2 separate regions of the Homo sapiens genome follow, and region 2 is linked to region 1. Evidence: read pairs that join two places in POLR2A ChIA-PET (ENCODE). Cell type or tissue: Panc1. All regions are shown on one strand. Region 1 has its middle 4.4 kb from the start of RFC2. Region 2 overlaps CLIP2 (CAP-Gly domain containing linker protein 2).

Region 1 (2,500 bases):
GTACAATGGCATGATCTCGGCTCACTGCAACTTCCGCATCCCGGGCTCAAGCAATTCTTCTGGCTCATCCTCCCATGTAGCTGGGATTACAGGCATGTGCCACCACACCCAGCTAATTTTGTATTTTTAGTAGAGACGGTGTTTCACCATGTTGGTCAGGCTGGTCTCAAACTCCCGACCTCAGGTGATCCGCCCACCTCAGCCTCCCAAAGTGCTGGGATTACAGGCGTGAGCCACCATGCCCAGCCTTTATTTATTTTTTGAGATGGGGTCTCACTCCGTCACCCAGGCTGGAGCACAGTGGCATGATATCGGCTCACTGCAACTTCTGCCTCCTAGGTTGAATAGATTTTCCTGTCTCAGCCTCCAGAGTAGCTGGGATTACAGGTGCATGCCACCATGCCCGGCTAATTTTTGTATTTTTAGTAGAGACAGGGTTTCACCATGTTGGCCAGGCTGGTCTCGAACTCCTGGGCTCAAGTGATCCACCTACCTCTGCCTCCCATAGTGCTGGGATTACAGGTGGGAGCCATCGCACCTGACTAATTTTTGTTTTTAAATGGTGATGCTATCATTTAAATAAGTGTTTCAGGCACTGCGGTCTTCCATCCCATTTATAGTTTTTCTTTTTTCTTTTTTTTGAGACGGAGTCTTGCTCTGTCACCCAGCGTGGAGTGCAGTGGTGCGATCTCGGCTCACTGCAAGCTCCACCTCCCGGGTTCATGCCATTCTCATGCCTCAGCCTTCCGAGTAGTTGGGACTACAGGCGCCTGCCACCACGACTGGCTAATTTTTTTTTTTTTTTTTTTTTGTATTTTTAGTAGAGATGGGGTTTCACCATGTTAGACAGGATGGTCTCGATCTCCTGACCTTGTGATCCACCCGCCTCGGCCTCCCAAAGTGCTGGGATTACAGGCGTGAGCCACTGCGCCCAGCCCCATTTATGGTTTTTCTAACATTTTCGTTAGCATTTTTAAAATTAGGTGCCCTGCTCATCTTCTCTGTGTCGTTCCAGTTTTAGTCTGTGCACTGCCGAAGCGAGCACTTTGTAGCATTTTCAATATTGAGAGGCACAGTGTGTACAGAAAAAACATTTCCTAGATATATCTACAGTATAAGGGTGTCTCATCTGGGTAAAATTTGTCCCCGGGTATTGCTCTGATTAGATTTATGGAATTCAGAAGCTGGTTGGAAATCATGTAAGCAGCACGTTTTCTGCCTTTAACAAATATTGACTGAGTGCCTAGAGCGGCTGGGAGGGGCACAGGAGCTTCCATTGTAGGGAGGGAAACTGACAGCAAGCGGCCAATGTTATGTTTATTTCAATGTAATTATGGGTCGGGTGCAGTGGCTCACGCCTGTAATCTCAGCACTTTGGGAGGCTGAGGCGGCCAGATCACCTGAGGTCGGGAGTTCGAGACCAGCCCAACCAACATGGAGAAACCCCATCTCTATTGCAAACACCAAATTAGCAGGGCGTGGTGGCGCATACCTGTAATCCCAGCTACTTGGGAGGCTGAGGCAGGAGAATTGTTTGAACCCGGGAGGCAGAGGTTGCAGTGAGCTGAGATTGTGCCACTGCACTCCAGCCTGGGCGACGAGAACAAAACTCCGTCTCACAAATAAAATAAAATAAATAAAAAAAAATTATGATCAGTGTCAGAAAAGGGATTGGTGGGTTGTTAGGATATCAGCAATAGGCTAACACCTCACTTGGGAGGTCAGGAAGGGCTTTGATGGGAAGGGGCATTTGGCCAGAGATGTGAACCCCCAATCTGAGATTTGAACGCCTATTGGCTTTGCCTGGAAGGACCACCTAATATCCTGTTCTGCCTCCCATTGCTCCCTACACTAACACCATGTTTATTTCTTTCTTTCTCTCTCTCTCTCTCTTTTTTTTTTTTTTTTTTGAGTTGGTCTTTTTGTATTGCCCAGGCTGGAGTGCAGTGGCGTGATCATAGCTCACTGCAGCCTTGACCTCCTGGGCTCAAGTGATCCTCCCACCTCAGCCTCCTGAGTAGCTGGGACCATAGGCACATGCCACCATGCCTGGCCAATCTGTTAATTTTTTGTAGAGACGTGGTCTCACCTTGTTGCCCAAGCTGGTCTTCAACTCCTGGGCTCCAGCGATCCTCCTGCCTCAGCCTCCCAAAGTGCTGGGATTACAGGTGTGAGCCACTGAGCCCAGCCCCTGTTTGTTTATTATTTTTCTTACCCACAATCTATATTTAGCTGGATTTGTTGCCTTGTTTACTGTTTGTTTCCCCACTAAAATGAAAATTCTTTGAGAAAAGGAACTTTCTCTGTCCTGTTCCCATTGTATCCTCATTGCCTGTAGTGGCCCAGAGAGAGGCCCCACATTTCCTGAAGGCACGAAGGGATGAGTGACAGCAGAGCTGGGGCACACGGTGGTCTGATCAGCCTCGGAGGGGTGGGAGTGGGGGCGGGAGAGAGATGATCAGCCTGGGACGGGTGGGAGTGGGGGTGGGAGAGAGATGGA
Region 2 (2,500 bases), 85 kb after region 1:
AGCTTGCAGTGAGCCAAGATGGTGCCACTGCACTCCAGCCTGGATGACACAGCCAGACTCTGTCTCAAAAAAAAAAAAAAATGGTGACGGGCGCCTGTAATCCCAGCTACTCAGGAGGTTGAGGCAGGAGAATTGCTTGAACTCAGGAGGCGGAGGTTGCAGTGAGCTGAGATGGTGCGGCTCCACTCCAGCCTGGGCAACAGAGCAAGACTCCGTCTCAAAAAAAAAAACAAGAAAAAAACCCAGAGTGGAGCAGGAACGGCAGGGCCCAGGAAGGAGGCTGGACTCCTGGACCCCTGCACCATCCTGTCCAAGGAACTTGTTTTGGGACCGTCACTCTGCTCTTCCTCCTGTGGCTCCCAGGAAAGCCAACCCCATCCAACAGGACCTGGGCAAACAGCTTAGTCTCCCTGACCTGTCCTTCAGGATCTCCGGGGTCTGTGGGCACCTACTGGGGGTGGGTACAGCAGGGAAATCAGGCCCAGGTCTGTGATATTGGGCAAGTCACTTACAGAGCCTCATCTTCATTCATTCATTCATTCATTCATTCATTCTCCATGTGTCTGTTCAGCAAAATGGCCATGGCCCAGCACTCTTGTTTTGCTTTATGCTTTTATGGAGAGCATTAAGAGAGCTGATGGCAGCCGGGCACGGTGGCTCGTGCCTGTAATCTCAGCACTTTGGGAGGCCAAGGCAGGCGGATCACTCAAGGTCAGGATTTGGAAACCAGCCTGGGCAACATAGCAAGACCCCGTCTCTACTAAAAATACAAAAAAAAAAAAAAAATAGCCGGGCATGGCGGTGCATGCCTATGCTCCCAGCTACTGGGGAGACTGAGGTGGGAGGATCACTTGAGCTCAGGGGGTCAAGGCTGCAGTGAGCCACGATGGGACCACCGCACTCCAGCCAGGGTGACAGAGTGAGACGCTGTCTTAAAAAAAAAAGAGAGAGAGAGAGAACTGGTGGATGTGAGGATGAGTCATAGTCTGCAAGGAGCTATGGCTGTGCACAGTCTGACTAATGTCGTGGGAGTGCCCTGGGCATGGGCCTGTGACCCTGTTGGGGTGGGAAGTGGAGGCTCTGGGGGTTACTGACCAGCCCAGATTGCTCCCTGGATTGGGGAGCAGTAGGTTTAACCCTAGTTTGATCCCGCCTGGCATTCCCTCTGCACCTGCTCTCCCTGCAGGGAGTAGATGCTTCTGACCATCTCTGGGTGTGGTGTGCAAGAGAAGGGCATGAGGTGGGCACTGCCACTGCCCTAGAAGTGTCTGCTAAGCCCTGGCCTGTCTGCAGGGTTGGCAGCAGCAAGGGGGCTGGGCTATCTTGACCTTAGCTTCTCAATCTTTAAGTAGATTGCATCCTATGGTTGAAACACTGCTTTCTGGGAGGGCATACCTCACACTGGGCACTGTGCCTAGCATGGTTTTTTTTGAGACAAGGTCTTGCTCTGTCACTCAGGATGGAGTGCGGTGGTGTAGTCATAGCTCACTGCAGCCTCAAACTCTTAGGCTCAAGCGATCCTCCTGCCTCAACTTCTCGAGAATCTGGGACTACAGATGTGCACCACCATGCCTGCCTAATTTTTTTAATTTTTATTATTTATTTATTTTTTTTGCAGAGATGGGGGTCTCGCTACATTCCTCAGGCTGGCCTCAAATTCCTGGCCTCAAGCGATCCTCCTGCATCAGCCTCCCAAAGTGCTGGGATTACAGGCATGAGCCACTGAGCCCAGCCTAATCGAGGATTTAGGCTAGGGAAGAGAAAGGACATTCGAGGTTGGAATTACAGAGCAGCAGGATCCAAGACTGATTGTGTAGACAGAGTGGCAGAGACCTGGTGCCAGAGAGGAGGGGCTGAGAAAGCAGTCCCACCTGAAGGCCAGAGACCAGAGAGAACAACCCAGTCTCACAGACGGGCCTCCATGGCAGAGACACCAGGGCCCTACCCAAGGAGGAGACAGAGGAGGGTGGGATCTGGTCTGGAATCAAGCCCAGCTGGGATTGAGAAGGCCACAGAGTGTAGTAAGAAGAGGTCCACCTGTCTCTTTCACTCCCTGGCTACTCTGAACTTCAGTCTCTTCTTCCATGAATGTGGTAACAGTACCCGCCTCATGGAAATGTCAGATTTGGAATTCTTGTCTTTCATGTGCCAGGCACATGTAGTTGGCCCTAGGAGATGGTGGGACAGGAGCTAGTTTTAATTGGGGAGCTGGATTTACTTAGGCACAATGAGGCATACTTGGGGTGTCAAGAGAAATTAACATTTTATTTCTTTAATTTTTTTTTAGACAGAGTCTTGCTCTGTCGCCCAGAGTGGAGTATAGTGGCGCGATCTCGACTAACTGAAAACTCTACCTCCCAGGTTCAAGCGATTCTCGTGCCTCAGCCTTCCAAGTAGCTAGGATTACAGGCATGCGCCACCCACCTGGCTAATTTTTGTATTTTTTAGTGAGACAGGGTTTCTCCATGTTGCCAGGATGGTCTTGAACTCCTGGCCTCAA

Evidence for each region. Peaks named below come from ENCODE experiments on the same cell type or tissue, not always from the same donor. Only the 100,000 strongest peaks of a DNase experiment are listed, where the experiment ranks them.
Region 2: POLR2A ChIA-PET joins it to region 1 with 10 read pairs; 7 of 35 experiments call an interaction of 5 or more read pairs at or near these places.

What each region holds. Positions count from the first base shown.
Region 1 is chr7:74,257,572-74,260,071 of GRCh38, forward strand. No RefSeq gene overlaps it. Among named protein-coding and RNA genes, the nearest start is that of RFC2, 4.4 kb to the left of the region's middle. RefSeq lists an enhancer at 609-668. In Panc1, no CTCF peak of the experiment used is centred here; no DNase peak of the experiment used is centred here.
Region 2 is chr7:74,342,969-74,345,468 of GRCh38, forward strand. The region is part of intron 3 of CLIP2 (CAP-Gly domain containing linker protein 2); the gene reads left to right. Among named protein-coding and RNA genes, the nearest start is that of CLIP2, 55 kb to the left of the region's middle. In Panc1, no CTCF peak of the experiment used is centred here; DNase peaks (open chromatin) are centred at 1,053 and 1,395.